Linked DNA regions of Mus musculus: region 1 is linked to region 2. A link is a loop called in an ENCODE intact Hi-C map of the cell type or tissue named here. Cell type or tissue: gastrocnemius. All regions are shown on one strand. Links, peaks and the distances in the headings refer to the core of each region. The heading gives the core; the rest is flanking DNA. Region 1 overlaps 2610027F03Rik (a long non-coding RNA gene). Region 2 has its middle 6.9 kb from the start of Gm34584.

What was found. Hi-C counts contacts between places; a loop is a spot of excess contacts. Peaks named below come from ENCODE experiments on the same cell type or tissue, not always from the same donor. Only the 100,000 strongest peaks of a DNase experiment are listed, where the experiment ranks them.
Region 1: a loop joins it to region 2, with 2.2 times the contacts of the local background. A loop is called at or near these places in 2 of 42 quality-filtered maps.

The regions. Positions count from the first base shown.
Region 1 is chr1:120,762,977-120,772,043 of GRCm38, forward strand. It overlaps 2610027F03Rik (a long non-coding RNA gene), which reads left to right. Exons shown (of 3, transcript XR_001779385.1): 3 at 386-591. Among named protein-coding and RNA genes, the nearest start is that of Gm29345, 39 kb to the right of the region's middle. In gastrocnemius, for the core only: no CTCF peak of the experiment used is centred there; no DNase peak of the experiment used is centred there; H3K27ac peaks cover 177 bases.
Region 2 is chr1:120,846,245-120,855,311 of GRCm38, forward strand. No RefSeq gene overlaps it. Among named protein-coding and RNA genes, the nearest start is that of Gm34584, 6.9 kb to the right of the region's middle. In gastrocnemius, for the core only: no CTCF peak of the experiment used is centred there; DNase peaks (open chromatin) are centred at 3,326, 5,383 and 5,815.

The DNA of each region.
Region 1 (9,067 bases), core at 395-8,394, 83 kb before region 2:
GTCAAGGGCAGTTAGGATTCTCCCTATTTAGAAAGGTAAGTCAGAGGCAAGGAAAGAGAGACAGCTACCCCTGAGGCCAGGAGCTATCAAGTGAGTGGCATGAGCCGGCTGGCTGCCTCTAACCTGACCTCACTCATCCCAGGACTGACTTGCATGTTCCAAGTTGTGAAGTTCTTGGCTGCACTTTATAGGTCCAGGAAGGTCTGCCTAACTGCCTGCCAGCTTGTGTGAGGGAGGGTTCAGTGTGAGCATGGCATAAAGAGCATGAAGGGGGAGGGGAGGAGGACACATGTTCTTCTAAGGTGTCACCTGCTTCTGCCTTGCCATTTGGAGCCTCCTTTGGATTGTCTGTTCACTTTTGGCTTTGTTTTGTCTTCCATTTAAGGAGGAGAAATGCAGCCGGCTTGAGGAGGGTCCTGTTGAGCTGATTACCATGAGCCGCCCTAAACCAGAACTGATCAAGCTCTGCTGGCAGCGTCTTTAGAACTTGGGTGGCCCCATTCAAAGCTGAAAAAAAAATCAACAAAAGGGCAAGGGTGGGGAGATTTCATGCACATCCTTGAATAAAGGAGTGATGGTTTTCAAACTCTATTTCTGATACATTTTCTAAATTTTGATGACATCTCTGGCTTAAGCCCTGAAAATTTGTGACATTCTCTGATCAAGCATTTTCTTTGGAGATTGGCTTGATTATGGGCTTGGGTCCTGAGTGATTTTTTTTTTTTAAACATAAGAAATCAGCTCATCTAGTACTCAATAAAATCCCCCTTTCCAAAGGAATGGCCCTGTGCTGGAAGATGTTATGGCTTGGAGCAAGAGAATAGGGCACTGTACTTAGGGAATCTCCACATTCAGGAGACAGAAGATAATTCAGAACTTACTTATTTTAGCACAGCTATTTATTTTCCCATAGGACCTATGATCTCCCCTGCCATGGGATTTCGACTGGTCTCACAGGATTCCTTCCTGCAGAGTGGGCCTTAAATCCAGTCAGAGAGCAGTTAGTGAGCTTCATAGTCACCCTGTCACTAGTGCACTAGGCATGCGTTGCCTGGCAGGGTGTGTCATGGTCGGTGACCACCTGGTCTAAAGAGTAACAATGTGGACATGTGGATAGGAAGGAGATTTACTGAGTTCTTGCCATGGTACAGACCCTGATGTTCATTCTGATTTTTCTGGCACTTTATGGCTTTTTTCTGGAAAGCTATAGGAATCCAGTAACGGCAGAGGCACAACCTTAGGCATAACTCTTCCTGGCTGCCACAAAGAGGATGGGATTGAACCCAAGGAGGAAGCAGAACAATTGTGGACAACAGAAGTCTCCTCAATTTGGCAGGGGCCACGGGAAAACAATAGCTTTTCTGAGAGCGGCTCTCCTAACATTTGCTTCCTGTGTTCCCAGCATCCAGTGCTCATGAGATGACCACGCTCGTCCTCTATCTGTAGCCCAGCTCACAATGCAACCTAAGTATGTTCAGAGATATAAACTAGGCTATAGCTGTACTGACTTGAACACAGCCAATCTTGTCACAGATGTAACCCAAACTTCAGTCTTCAAAGATGTTTACCATACCATGAGTTTTATTTGTAAAATTACAGAAAATATTTATATGTCAAAATGGGAAAGTCTTTTGGTTTGGATGGAATGTTAGAATTTGGAAAATCATGTCTAAGTGACTGGTGATGGAGTAAATTCTACTAACATAATAAGTACATAAGCAACACACACTAATGTGTCTGGTTCTGCTTCTGTTCCCTCATGGATATACACCCAGAGCAAAGGAAGAGGGGACTATGGAGCGGCCGGTCAAGAGGTCCTTAAGTTTGACTTAGGAACATTGCCATCCATTCCTTCTACAGTATCCTTTCAGTTTTATACTGAGGAGAGGTAGAAGTTTTCAAATCAGAAGATTAAAAAATTATAGCAGAAGAGGGCACAGACACCACAAGAAGATGGGTCCCACGTCAAAGAGTTCAGTGCTGCTAGCCTCTATTGCCCACAGCTTCTTCATCAGTAAAATGCATGCAGTGTAATGTATCTTGGCTAGTGATAGCCTGTACTGTATGTCAAACATAATACATGACATGAAGGTGCTTTGTAGCTTCAGGAGCACATGAAGATATATTGTGTTATTATTACACCCCTTTCCCTCACTGTGCGTGTAAATGGCTACTTAGTTTCCTGGGTGAACCTCAGTAGGTGGAAGCCTAGTGGGGAAAACAGGGTGGAGGGGGCTGTTCATCAACTTCACACCCCTGTGACAAAATTCCCCAGAAAGTCAACAGAAGGAATGATGCCTTTAAAAGTCTTAGTTTTAGCCCACGTTAGGATGACTGTTAATTTTGGGCTTCTGATGAGGAGTGTTTTTAATCTCATGGCACACAGGAAGCAAAGAAAGAAGAGGTGCTGGGCCTAAGGAAAGAGAGTAAATAAACTCCATGCATAGGTATTAAGATTTGAGTTTGATCCCTTAGCCCACATGAAGAAGCTGGACATGGCAGCATGCACTTGCAATCCCAGTGCTGGGGAAGTGGAGACAGGGCTGGTACTCACTGGCCAGCCAACCCACTCTACTTGGTGAGTTCCAGTCCTGAGAGAGGCTCCGTGTCTAAAAACAAGGTGGGTGGATCCTGGAAAAGAACAGCTGAGGTTGTCCTCTGGGTTCTGTATGCATAGGCACATATATACATGTGTACCACACACAAATTAACATGTATGTACCTGGATATATATATATATACACAGGGAGAGAGAAGGAGGAAGAGGAGGAAGTAAGGTCCTCATGCTCCCTTCAATGACAAACTCTTCCCCAATGATATCACTTCTCTCTAGTCCTCAACTCTGAAAGGCATATTCCTTTGGGGTGGGTATTTAGACGTAAACCATAGCAAGTTACTTATCTTGGCTTAAATGGGGACAGTCAGGTCTGGACATATATAATTTCATTATGTGTAAGAGAGAAAGGAAAGGGGTTCTTGGGATTTTAGGCTATTAGGCAATGAAAGTGGGCAACAAGGGATAAGTGTGTGTGTGTGTGTGTATGTGTGTGTGTGTGTGTGTGTGTGTTTTAGGAATGCTTGCGTGTGTGTGTGTGCAGGCACATGTAAATGTAAAGGCAAGAGGTTGACCTTGGATGTTATTCTTCAGGAGCAATCCACCTTATTAGTTTAGATGACATCTTTCACTGGGACCTGAGGCTTGCCTAGTAGACTAGAGTGGCTGGCTAGTGATTCTCCTGACTACACCTCCATAGCATAGAGATAACAAGTGCATACTACCACACTTAACTCTTTATGTAGGTTCTGGACGCTTAGCAGAGTATACTTATATGCCAAGGACTTCACTATCTGACCCATCTCCTCTTCCCAATGGGGCCTTTTGCCATCATTGTTAACAAAACATTTACCATTCAGGTGAAGGGGACCAAGAAGAGGAAGAGAACCCACACCTAAAATGGTTACAAGGAAGACTGAGGAGACAAGCCAACAGTTGTGAACATAACCAAATGGCATATACAAAATAACACCATCACATCTACATTAAGTGCAAGTCCTAGTCCATGTTGACCCTACCAAGCATTGATTCTGGTTCCTGCCAACCGTGAGACATACAATAAAGATACGGCTAAGACCACCAAGAATGTATGTGTGTAAATGAGGACCCAGGACACTGGGGAGGCCTGGGAGAATGGGTGATCAGAAAAGGACTTGGGCTTAAAAGTAAAACGCCCAGAGCAGAGAGAACAGGAGACACACAGATGAAGATGTATTTAGGGGACAGGAAATAGGCAACTTCCTCTGGTTTGAAAGTCTCTAGTTGAGTTGTTTTGAGCAGGTCGTTGAACTCAAATCTAATTGTTTCTTCAGTAAAAATGGGGCCAACAATATTTCTTAAGCTGCTGGGCTGATTAAATGAGGGCAGAGACCAAGTTCCAGGCATAGAGTAAGTGTTCAAAAACATTAATTTCCTTTTCTTTTGCTTTCCCCCCTTTTCCTTTGAGGCACATAATGTCTAGTTCAGGACCAATGATTGCAAATTGGTGGCTCATGAGCCAGACCTTGCCTGTAGATTTGTTTTGCTTGGATTGCAGAATTCTGGCTCACACTAGGTCTTAAAAATATTTTGAATTAGTTGGCAACATTTGAAAATTAGAAGATTTCATATAAATATACAAATTTCTGGCTTCTCTTGAAAAATAAGACCTGGCTTCAGCAGGCCCCTGCATTACCACTTGGCAGCACAACCTGAAATTGAGTTGGGCTGCTTCTGTGAGTGAGTCCCGTGTTCCCCAGTTCTGCACAGTCCCATAACTTCCTGTGGAGCCCCTAACAGTGAGGCAAGTGTCAGCTGCAATTTATCATTGCGTCTATACTTTTTTTTTAATTCTTAAATTGAGTTAAGAGCAGGGTAGAAATTCTTTTTATAAGAAAAGCAGAAAATTGAGAGAATGGCCAAGAACATCATCAGTTTCAAAAAGAAAAGGAGAGAGTATATTTCTCTGAGGAAGAAAGAAAATTCCTATTTAGTATCCAAAAAGAACATAACTGTATTCAGAAAGTTATATGGCCTGTCTCACTCACTTGTGTAACATGCCTGGTGTTTATGGACATTTGAGTTCACGGCTTCTGCCACGAGCCCTTTCTAAGCAGTCCTATCTATTTGTGGAAAGCACCAACACCTGAAACTTATTTCCATCCATGAAAGGGAAACGTAGCCAAAGCTGAAGGAAGAGGGGCTGGAGATGACTCAGTGGGTAAGAATTCTTGCTCTGTAAGCATGAGAATCTGAGTTCAGAGCTTCAACATCCATGTCAAAGGCTGGGCACAGGTGAACACCTGAAAGCCTCAGCTCTGTGGAGGGCAGAGGAGTGAGGATCTCTGGGGATTTCTGGCTGTTAGCCTCCTTCAGATTGAGAGAGTGAGACTGTCTCAAGGAAAATGATGAAGAAGATGGAGCAAGACACCTGATGTTCTCCTCTGGCCTCTGCACATTCACCCCACACAAACAACACCCTGCACCTCAACATGCCCCCCCCCCCACCTCCATCTAAAAGACAAAACAGAAGGGAAGAAATGAAGCTGCAGGAACTCATGGTGGTTGACATGAAGTCCATAAACTGGACTTCTGGACAAGGTTTATAGGCTCCCTGGGCATCTGTCCATTCTCCATGAGACAATGTCCTTTTGGATATTTTGATGTTTGGTCCTTCAAGAGTTTCCTGATTATGACCCCAGACCTAAGGTGCCTAGCAGAGGGAAAAGAAGACTTTTGAATATCACCTTCCTATGGAAATATAATAGAAATTTCCTACTTTACTTAGCTAAAAGGAACTAATGAGCTTAATTTTAACACATTATTTTATCTTACCAGTATGGTTGCTCCTTGGTGGACCATGGGGTTGCATCCCAACAAACATTAAACATATCAAAGTGTCCAGCACTGAAGACACATTCAAGCTCAGTGCTGGAGATGTGTGTAGGGGAGGGATCCTAAGGACCTGCTCCACTTTGGATTAATTTTTAGGCAGTTAATGGGGGCTAGAGGGGATACTTTCTTCAGTGATAGAGGACACGTAAGCTGCCGAAGCTTTGTTAGTAACCTCAATCAAACTCATTGTTCGCCAAATTAGCCTTGAGTGGAATAATGTCTTCACTCTGTCCTGTGGCTTAGCTTAGCTTATTTCTGGTGTTGTGACAATTATCTCAAGACAAAGCTACATAAGAAGAGGAAAGGATTTATTTGGCCCAGATTTAAATTTCAGAAGTTTGGGTTTTACTTGTTATAGATTGCGTTTGTCCCACCCTTAAGTTGAAAATTAGTTAAGAACTAGTTAAGTATCCAAAAGGCAGTATATTATTTGTGTGTGTGTGTGCACATATGTTGCATGTTCAAGTGTATGTATGGACACATGTTTGTGGAAATCAGAGGACAACCCTGGCTCTCATTCCTTATGGGCTGGCTACCTTGTGTTTTGAAACAGGGTCTCTCATAGGCCTGGAATCCTCCAAGTAGGCTAGGTTGGCAGATAGCTAAGTCCAGGGAATCCACCTATCTCTGCTTCCTTAGTTTGGGGACTCTAGGTGCTTTCTTTTCAACTTAATCAGTAAGCAAGTAGTTTGAGGGCAATATCATATACTTCTTCATTGCAAACTCTTCTAGAGAGAAGCATGAGCTTGGTAGATGACAGTCAGTAAAGTAAGGTACAAGAATTTGATCCCTAAAATCCATGTAAAAAAAACTGGATGTGGAGATGTATTTATAATCCTATTGTCAGAGAGGCAGAGATGGGTCGGTCTGTGGCACTGGATGGCCTGATAACCTAACCTAGCTAGGAAGCTCCAGGAAAAGGAATGCCTCTGTCTAAAAAACAAAACAAAACAAAACAAAACAAAACAACAACACCCAAAGTGAGTGTTTTCCGAGGTACAACTGAGGCCATCCATCCTCTGATGTTACAAGCATAGATGCACATAGACACACACATGCACACAAAATAGACTCCTCAGAATGCTGATGACATGGGATGCTATAGCAAGCCAGATTGTTTTCCTTGATCAAGAAAATATCTAATAAAAATTATAGCTTTTTCATTCAAATAAAACAATGAGTTTTTCCATGATGGAAAAGTCACAGAGCTAAGCTTTCAAAACAGACATTGACTTTTGGCTGCTCCCGTTGAACCTTCAAGGTCAAAGATCCAATTGAATCTGACATTGGGTGTCAACAGGCATTCATTCATTGGCCCAAAGAATCATTAGCAAACATGTCAGACACCAGGAATTCCACAGATCACAAAAGCACATTTATGACTCCATCCCTCCTCAATAATTGTTACTCATTATGAGAAACAAATGCTGTTTCACATGGCAGATGGGACAATGGATGTAGTGCCAGAAAGTGAGAGAGGAAGGACAAGGATGCAGGAATGTCCATCCATATGGAGAGGAGTGGGAGAGTTTCCTAAAGGAAGCGAGGCTCTTCAGGTCTCTCCGGAATGAGCAGACACATTCCCAAGGGAACAAACAGGAAGGGCACGAACTTAGACTTGTGTGGCCAGCATATGCAGGACTAGAGGAGGGAGCCCCAAATGGGGGCTGATGGTGGAAGCAGATGGACCTGCTGTGTCTTCCCATAATGGGTTCATAGGTGAGGCTGCAGACCCCTAACCCCCATGTGCACATTCTTTTATTCTTTGCTTTGCTATGACTGTTTCTAGATGCTACAAGGTGTGAAATACTCTATTACAGACTTGAGAGTTCTTCCTCATCCTCCTCCCCCCTACTGGGTGATGTCCATCACAGAAATACAGGCAACTCCACTTGTTTATATCCAAGGACCTTTTGGACCCCATCTAAAAGACATTTCTAGGGAAGTACTTTAAACAGATTTCTGAATAACCCTTAAAATTAAGCACCGTTAAACCGTAACCAAGAAGTACATGTGGACTAGAGATGTGTCAACATGTGTTTTGCGTCTTTCACTTGTGTAATTTATGTATCTTTCACGGCCCCTGGACAGACCCCATGTGCTGCACACATGGCTGGTACTTTTCTTATTAGAAATGGTATAAGGAGGGTCAGGGGGGAATCAGACTACTGTATTGATAAACACTGATAAAAAATGGCTTCCGAGACACTCCCTTTAATTTGAAGAACATTTATCTGATGAACATAGAATTTCATGGCTAAAAGTGACCTTGGAAGAATATGGTGCAAACTATACATCTAGAAACTGAGAACTGTATTTAGGGGCTACCTGAATCCCACCAGCTCTTCAAATATTAGTCGCAAAACAAGAATGTGAACGTAAGCTTATAGTCTATTGTGCTTTCAGAAATTACATTTGTTTATTTGTGTGTGTGCTTATGCACATGTGCGCTGTGCATTCTGTGTGTTAAGATCAGAGGACAGCTTGCAGGATTTGATCTTCTCTTTCATCACGTGGCTTCTGGGAACTGAACTCGGGTCATCAGGCTTGATGATAAGCCTACTGCATCATTCCATCAGTCCCAAGAGGTTGCTCCTTTTTTTTTTTAATTTTACTTTTTTAATGTTCATTTTTCCAAACTGGTCTGCTTATAATTTTCATTAGAAAAACATTATTATTTTCCAGCTTAAAAGGATTTCTGAATAGTAGTTCTAAAAGATACCCATCAGCTCCATCTCTGAGGATAGGGAAAAGATAGAAATCTATAGAAACAGCACGGTGCTTGGTACATAAAGATTTCTTAATTAGTAATTGAGGGAATTAAGAAACCACACCAGCAGCCAGGATGGCAGCCAGCTCAACGACCAGCATTGGTGGGAGTGTCCATGACAATTACAAGATCTATAAAACTAAAGGAGAACCACAGTTGGGGACCAACATAAGCTTTGCCAATGAAAATACAGTGTCTCTACCCAGAGGTGAGATTCAAGGCATTTAACAGCCCTGACCACACAGGCACTGGCCTCCCCAGCTGCTGTGAACAGTCATAACCAGAGCCTACCAGCTACACCCAGCTCTTGTCTCTCCTGTGAGATCCTTGTGGAGTGCACGATTGCCTGCCCCTCCCACCCAGTAACTTCCCCTTTCATGTTCCCCCTGAGACAATGAAACTCCAATAAAACAGCAAAGCAGGCGAAGGAAGGAAGGAAGGAAGGAAGGAAGGAAGGATGATGGATGTGCCTGTTAGTGTATGGAAGATGTCAACTGGGTGAGGAACATTCTGCAGGTCGGAGAGCCTGGTAGCTCAGTAGCATTGCGTGCTGGAGTTAATTTGGTGGTGCTTCATCATTTCTGAGTCTCCGTGAGTCAAGGCGCTGAGGACAGTATCTCCTAATCTCTGGAGCTCAGGAACCTCTGCGCACATTGTCCTACCTGCCAGTTGTATGATAGGAAATTGTTTCACCGAGACCAAAACAGCCACCAAGTGGGATAAACAGAATATGAACAACCCACCGGGTGAACAGCCTTTAAGTCTGGATCTGTCTTTTCTAAAGTAGGAGTCAATACAGGACAGGTTAAAGAGATACGTCCCTAGTGGTGTGGAATCAAACCTTAAGAATTCTTTGAGGAGGAATGTAT
Region 2 (9,067 bases), core at 315-8,314:
GGGTGAGGCATGCATCTACAACTGAATACGCACATGAGGAGTTCAGAAGGTAACTGGTGGTTAGAATATGCTTGGCCCAGGAAGTGGCACTATTAGGAGGTGTGACATTGTTGGAGGAAGTGTGTCACTGTGGAGGTAGACAATGAGCCCCTCCTCCTAACCACATGGGTATCAGTGAAGACCTCTCCTAGAGGCCTTCAGATAAAGATATAGAACTCTCAGCTCCTCTTGCACCACTCTGCCTGGACTTAAGCCATCAAAGTGACCTTATGTGTTGCTTACCAGGAGCCATCAACCTGTTTTCTTTGACAGGACAGGAACTCTCACTGGCCTGGAGTTCACTTACTTGTTAGACTGCCTGACCAGTAAGCCCAGGGCTCTGCCTATCTCTGCTTCTCCAGAACTGGGATAACAAATATGCACTCCAAACTTAAGTTTTTTCTTTTATTGTTGTGATTATAATATAATTATATCATTTTCCCCTTACCTTTCCTCTTTTTAAACCCTCCCATATATCATTTCTTGATCTTTTCCAAATTCATGACCTCTCTTTTCATTAATTGATATTTTATGCATGTATATGCACATGATATCAAAACATACACACACACACAGACACACACACACATCAATAGGTCTGCCCTTCTCTGGAGACGACTGTTCCTCCCACTGGGCACTCCCTAGCTGCCTGTAGTTCTTAGTCTGGATTGAGGCCTCATGAGCTTCCCCATCTACTTTAACATGGTTACTGCTGTTGTCCTTGCTTTAGGCAGTCATGTTGGTGAGACTTTATGCACGTAGCTTCTGAAATTTTTGGGAGACACAATCTCACGGCACACTGTCTGATCATCCAGCTTTTGCACTCTTTCAGCCCCTTTCCCATAATGTTCCCAGAGCCTTTGTGTGTGATAGTTTAATCCTCACAGTTATAAAATCCTCCCAAAAGCAACCTGAGGATGGAGAGGTTTGTTTTGGCTACACTTTGAGGGTACGGCCCATCATGAAGGGAAGGCATGACAACAGGAGAAGGTGTCTGGTCTCCTTGTGTTCACAGTCAGGAAACAGAGAAAGTTGAAGGCTCAGGTCAAGCTCCATGTCTCCTCTTTATTCAGTCCAGGACCCTAGCCTATGACACAGTGCTGTCCACGTTAGGGATAGATTTTCTCGCTTCTATTAACCCAGTCCAGGTAATCCTTCACAGACATGCCAGACGTTTGGATCCTGTCAAGATTTGCTCTGAGGTTTTCACAAGGCCCTTGAACACTAGGGTATGTGCCACCTGCTGTACCTAATGGTGTCACTTGAACTATGAGCCAAACAAGCCCTCTCTCCCATATGCTGCTTTTCTTACTGAAGCAAAAATGTAACTAAGATGCTCACATCGTGGGATGTGGGATAAGGTCAGGCACTGGTGCTGGGGATTGGGAACAGCAAAGGTACATCCCATGGCTGAGCTTTAGTAAATGGTGACATAAATGGCAGCTTCTATGTTCTGCCCGTGCTTCCTAAACTCTGGGCACTGATGAGTATCTGCATCTTGGCCACAGAGGCCTTAAAATATCTACCTTTGTATGTGTTATTTAGCCAGAGGGTAAAAACCACACCACACCACAGGTTTTATCTCATATATATTTTAATGTACATTAAGATAAGCAGGTAACAATTAAAATATATGCTTCAAGGGCTCCGGAGATAGGTAAAGCCCTTGCCATGCAAGCATGAGGACATGACATTAGGTCCCTAGAACCCGTTGTGAACCTCATGAGATAGTACACACCTCTGCACTCTCGGTGCTTCTGTGGAGGGATGGGTGGGAAGTGCAGATGAGAGAATTCCCCGTAGCTCCCAGTTACCCTGGTGCCTGTGCAAACAGGCAAACAGCAGAGACCCTGTCTCAGAGACAGTGAAAGGAGACTGTTGACACCCGAGGCTGTCCTCTGCCCTTAGCATCCTGCAGCACACACATGCTTGCTCTCACACATACATACCCCTCCCTCCACAGATGAAACAAAATATAAGTCCACAAGCCCTCTTAACTAACGTCCCCGTGCAGAGCTGCTCACTGTCAGCTGCCTGTCAGAGCATCCTTTTACACTGTATGGCTTCTGGCTAGTATTAGCCCCCAAATTCCCTCTGACAGCTTCCCTGTCCCTGTATGGATTTCACAGCAGCTTCCCAGAGCTTGGACGTCTTGTGTCATCTTCTCATGGCATCTCATTTGATCCTCATGGCAAGCACATCTGAGATGGTGCTTCTGATGGTTGTCCCATGAAATAAGGAACCTAGAGAGAAAGGACATCATTTGCCTTAACCACAGAGCTTGTGCAGGTGGGAGCCAGTGGCTAGCCCAAGCCTCTAGGAACTCAAAGCTTCCCTTTGTTGGGGACATCCTCACTTGTCCAAGGCCCTGGGCCACACACCCCACGTTGCTGGTTCACCTGGCCAGATGTGGAAGAGTTCTTAGGACGCTGTCTGGACTCTTGGAACTCACTATAAATACTGGTGAGTCATTTTTTTCTTATCTCAGAGTCTTTCCTCACTCACTTGACTGCTGAGTACCAGTATCCAAGCAGCCATCAGCTTGCAGACCACAAATCAGTGCTAAACCCAGCAGCAAACCTACCGGCCTGGCTGAGAGCAGGAACAGGCATCAGGCCCCTGCCTGGGAACTTCAGAGGGAATTCTGGGGCTAATACTAGCCTGGAGTCACTCAGTTTAAAAGGATGCTCTGACTATGGTCCAGTCTAATGTAGAGACGAATTGCATGAAAGGAGCCAGAGGCTATCCTCTGGTCACACTGAGGAGGGGTAAGAGAGGGAAAGTGTGTGTTTAGCTGTCTCCACAGCTCTCCATCCTGGGACTCTTCAATTATGTAAAGGCAGATGCATAAGGTAAGTAGTTCTAGGACTTTGAGCCTACCTGACTTCAAGAAATGTTTGACCACTAAACCCAACTTGGAAATCCCTCCTCCTTACTGGGATAAGGAAACAGTGATAATGCATGAGAGCAAAGCAAGTATTTCTGTGTTTTCTGCAAAAGGGTAAAACCCAATTCAAAGCTTAGGAGGATCCCCAGCATGGAACCAGGGCAGTCCCAGAGCCCCACCTTCCTAATCCCCACCTTGCACTCATCCCTCCTGCTATAGTGTCCCTTAAGAGAGGCCCAGTGGACTTGTCCTGTGGGCATCTGCCCTCAGTATTCGTCCTGCCAGGGGCTACTTCTCTCCTGTTCCCACCTAGTCCCTATGCACTGTCCAGACTCTGTTATCTTTCCCGCTCTTTGATTAACACAGCATGCCAATGCAAACAAATCAATGAATTGAAGCATGAGGTGGGGAGCCTAGAAACTGGCAAGCAGTCTGGCTGTGGGCAGCTGAGCCTGGAGAGATGAGGATGAGGACACCTCGTTATGCAACCTGGGGCACTACAAAATTTGGACTATGCACAGTTTGTTCTTCTGAAAACCCTGCAGTTGACAGCCCAGTTCTTTTTCCTGATCTTACTTCACATACGGGGACACACACACATACACACACACACACACACACACACACACACACACACACACACACGGGGATGGGAAAGAGAGAGAGAGTGGGGGAAGAGAGAGAGGGAGGGAGGGAGGAAGAGAGAGAGAGAGAGAGAGAGAGAGAGAGAGAGAGAGAGAGAGAGAGAGAGAGAGAGAGAAAGCTCTGAACAATGCACCAGGAAACTCAGAGCTTCCTCGAACCCTATCCACAACTGGCTATACATCCATCCCTCTCTGAAGCTTAAGTTTCTCTGCCACTAACAAGAATCAAACTTAGATTGTTTTTATTCAGATGTATTCTCAATATATCTGTGCAGGAAGAATGGAAAGGCCAATCTATGTGAACTGGGTTTGGGTGGTAAGCCAAACCACATCCTGCAAGTGAACTTTTAGGGAGAATTTCCTATTTATCGTCTCATGCCTATGCATAACTGGGCATGCATGTGATTAAAATCAGACTCCTTTTGAGAAGGGACATTCACAGTCAGAAAAATGAATCTATAACGTAACTTACCAATCAACACACAGAACTACCCTCTCTATGCTCCTTAATAACCAAACTTTTCTTTCTCTTGATTCCCCATAAAAGGAGGCCCTGCATCCTCACTGCTGTGGCCATGACTCTCTTGCAGTATATTTTTGTCTGCTTCTACTCTTTGCTTTGCTTCTGAGTAAGTTACTTAGCATTTTGTCATTCTCTGTATTGTTTTCAGCTCTTTGGATAAAAGACCTGGAAACAGGAATCATACTGCCACCATTCAGGTGGCAATGCAGTGGGGTTGTGGGATCATATGACATGGGATGACCTTAAATATCCCCAGAAGACATTGACTCCACAGCATGCCCTCAGTGCCAATCCTGCTGTCCACAGCTCTCCCTTCCTACCTTCCTGCTAGCTGTGGAAGCAGGCATGTAAACACCAGCGCCTGTTTACATTGCTTGGCTTTGTCTCACATCTTCCCCAAACCCTGGGGACTGAGGGTGCAGCTCAGATGGTAGAGTGCTTGTCCGGTATGCACAGAGCCCTGGATTCCATCCCAGGAGCAAACCAAAACCACACCTGCTCTCATGCCTGTAATCCCATGACTACAGAGGTAGACAGGAGGTTCGACAGTTCAAGGTCTTACACAGTGATCTTAAAGCTTGCCTGAGTTACATGAAGCCCTGTCTGAGAGTATACACACACACAAACACACACACACACAGACAAGTTGCTCAAAAGGACTTTCATCCCTCCCCTCCCCCTTTCTACCTCAGCCTTCCCTCACACCCTGCTACTCTATAACCTGCCTCTCCCTCCCACAGGGCAGACATTATCTACCTTATGGCTCAGTTTTTTTCCAGGGTTGATAATTTAATATGAATTCCCTCTATGTGGATATTTTGTCAAGGAATAGGATTCCTTGGACAACGGCCTTTCAAGCTATTTCAAACAAGTCAAGTTCACTCTAGTCACCATGTCTAACCTGAAACCTGTGGATTCCATGTGTCCTAGGATAGCTGTGAATTTGGTCCAACACATTTATAGACAACACAGTGTAAAAGGGTTGGACACTCCTACAAGGCTTTAGGGAATATGTAGAAAGAAGTAAAGTGGTAAATATCAACAATTCTCTTTAATAGCTCCTTTTGCAGGCTAGCCAAGGTTTCATTTTGAGTAGAGTGAGAATGGAAGAACTTAGAGAACATGGTCTGAGTAAGAGGAAGGAAGAATCCTAGATGTAGGCCGGGGAGATGGCTAAGTAGGTAAGAGACTTGCCCTGCAAAGAGGAAAACTGGAGACTGATGCCCAGAATCCACCCCTCCTAGCACTGAGACGGGGAGAAAGGTGGGTCCCTGGAGCTCACTGGACAGCCCACCTAGCAGAATCAGCCAGTTTCAGGGCTAGTGAGAGACACGCTGTAAAGAAATATATAAACCAAATAAACCATAGATGTAGAGCTCCTGGGGAAACACCTGAGGCTGACCTATGCCCTACACACACACACACACACACACACACACACACACACACACACACACACACACACACACACACACACACAGGAGATCTCAGAGTGGGAAAGGGTAGCAGGTGAAATTCAGAGGGATAGGTCTCTTTCCCCACCTGTGATGCCTGCCAGTCATTAGCACAGACGATTCTAGTTGGCTGAACAGCTTACAATCTTTCTTATCTTACACGGTCTGCTATTCTTGTTGGCAATTATTGCTGGTGGCAGGGCGTGCTGGCGTCTTGGCAGACAGGAGCCTTCCTGCTGGGGAGAAGGGTTTTGTGTTTTATGTCCCAATATGACTTTGATGGATTCAGACAAATTTCTCAGGCTTGATGGACCTTTGCCCAGGCTGGAAAATCTTCCCCGGGCAGCAGGAAACATCTGAGACACCCAGACCCCAAATGGGGTGTTCTGCTTTGTTAATTTCCATGTCCTAGTGGACTATAGCCAAGACCAGAGTTTGAGGACAGCCAAGTTTGGGATCAGTCCCAAGGGACACGAGTAACAGCAATGGAGTCCCTCAACTTGGAGAGCTACAGGCTGGTTTCCTTATGGTACCCAAGATGGCTTTCCTGGGCTGAGGCAGAGGACAGGGTAGACTAGCCTGTGCTGTGCTGCTAGGAAGGGTCTCTCCTAGATACTGACCCTTAGAGAAGATATTATTACCTGCAATTAGTTGAAGAGTTCAGGGAGACACAGACACACAGACAAATACACAGAAGGGGGCAGGGTGGAAAGAGAAAGAAGAAGAAGAGGAGAAGGAGGAGGAGAAGGAGGAGGAAGAGGAGGAGGAGGAACAATACAGAAATGGAAGTCATGATAGATGCCTAGAATTATGAGGCAGTGTCAAAGGAATCCAGAAAATTCTTGTGATGATTCCAGAGTAATGGAGAACGTGGGAAAATCAAAGCCAACACTGTGTGAAGGCTGCTCACGCTCCATGACCATCGCCATGTTTTTGTCTATCCTGGACCAACACAGTCTTAAATGTGAACGTGGACAGCCCTGGCTAGGGAATATAGTCTGCCATTCGACTTCACAGTTGGGATGCAGATTGCCTCGAATATGCAGGATGCAGAATGCGCACATGACAGATGTGTCTGACATTTGTCATCTCAGCCCTGGAATGAATGTCTCAGAGAGTTACTAAGTGGCAGCCTCTGGCCCAGCCTGCCACCCCACTAGGATACTGTCTTGATTTCCTTTCTATTGCTGTGGTAAAATATTCTGACAAAGGCAACTTAAGTGATAAGTGATTTATATTAACTTATAGTTCAAGGGTACAATGCATGACAGTAAGGATGTCAGGGTGGCAAGAACTTGATGCAGCTGGTCACAAGAAACACACCCTCAGGAAAGAGAGAGTGAAGAATACATGTTGTTGCTAAGTTCTCGTCCTACATTTACACAGTTTAGGACCCCTGTCCCATGGAATAGTTCCATCCTCAATTAAGATGGATCTTGTCATATCAATTGACATGATCCCTTAGGCATGTCTGGGGAACCCATCTCCAGGGGATTCTAGAGTCTGTCATGTTAAAAATGAATGCTGACCATGGCAGATGCCATACCCTAAGTCAAGATGTGTGATAGAAAGTTCTCATTCCCTATTTTGGGCAACCAACTCTATCTGAATTCCCAAACAGTGCTACTCTCTTCAAGCCAATCAGTTATTCGGAATATTATATACTATGTTGTGTGTTACACATGCAGAGATACTACACCAGAGTAGATAAACAGCCTTAGCTATGAAAGACATACCTATTCTATTTATGTGTGATCCTTATACTCATTATATGCACAGCTGTGGCATGATAGTGGGTGATTTAGAGATGTATAAAGAGGAGCAAGTGCCTTGGTGGGACCCTGAATGATGAGAAGTTCTCCAGGCTTTGTGGAAGGCAAAACTATGACCATCGAATGCATAAAAGTATAAAGGCATGAATGGCCAGTCAGATCACAAAGTCCTTGTCATTACTGGGGAAGATTGTTAGCTTGATCCTGCCAGTGGTGAGAGTTATTGAAGGTTTCTGTGTTTGGTCATGGGGTGGGTGACAGGTCCAAAAGAAACTCAAGACAAGTAGATAGCTTTGGTGCCTATTAGCATATCAACGTGCATGCCGGCCTCCAGGTTCTTTCACTATTGCAAATACCTGGTATAGAATCTATATTGGCATCCTGGCTCTTGTCACCTGCTCCCTACCCTTAACTTCTCCAGCTCGTGCCCCCTCCCCCAGATTCTCACTCCTTTATAGATCTGCCATTCCAGTTCCATATTCCTTTGGTCTCCTTTCTCTTTTGGTCTTTGCTTTTTCTTCCTCTTTCTCCCTGCTCCCTCTCAGGGCCATGCCTAGCCTACTACTTTCCTCATCATGTGCTGGACTCTTCTAGATGCCTCCTGATTTACTCTCCCTCATATCTACAGTCAAGACCTGCCCCTCAACCATACTTTGGAGGAGTAATGTACTCACTTTATACAGTGGGTGGGCTTGTGTAGTGTATGTGCATGTCTGCATTTGTGTGTTGTATGCACCCATGTGCCCACGTGTTTGGAGGCCAGAGGTTAATAGTTGACATCATTGCTCTCTGTCTTTTTTTATTTTTTATCTTCTCCATTTAGGTATGTTTATCTGTATGCAGTATTTAAGTGAATTTCTTTTTTTAATCTATATATATGAATTAATCCCTTTTCAGAGACACATAGAGCTTTTGTAAGGCAATCAACCATTCAGGGGTGATAGATCTGAAGACACAGAGCAGAAGAGGAGCATAAGTTCAAGATGTAGCTGTTCTCTTATTTTCTCTCTGAGTTCACACAAAGGATGGCAAATGTGCTCCAAGGTGCCCACCCTGGCACTCTGAGAGGTGGAGGCTTACAGAATCCCAGGACACGGTGCTGTGGGAAATCAGTTGCTTATCAGCTGCTCCTGGCGTGCCAAATTGGTTGGGCTAGGTTAGATTGTCTGGTGCCCTCCCCAGCTCAGGGAAAGACTTGCTGGGTCTTTGAAAGATCTCTTTCTAACAGCCAGCCTCCAGCAAGATGCAGAGCCCAGCTTAGAAACCAGATCCACCTGTTCTGGGGTAGCCTAATCCCAGAGGGCCTCTGCTGACTGGCACATTGATCACTGACTGACAGTTCTCTGGGACAGCTTGCCACACTGGCTGAGGACAAATTGGCAGCCTTTCTCATTCTCCAAAGCTCATGGGAACTTGTTCTTGTATACAGTGCCTGGCATGCATGCAGTCCAAGGGGTGGGGACCCCAGGACCACTAGAGACACAGCGGTCTGTGTTCAGGTTGTACTTCATATGCTAGTTTGCAAAACATGTCCTATTACCATGTTCACAGTGGTAGCAGATGAACAAGGGGAGGTGGCTTGGTTACTAAAATGCCTGTCTCCCTTGTTCATCTGCTACCAAGTCTTTGAAGACTTAATTCTATCGCCAGCAATCTGTGACTCTTGGACAATTCACTATTCTTCTCAAGTTCCCAGTTTCCTCCCCTGTTCTATAGGAGTAGCTAATTTCCCAGATATCTGCTGCAGT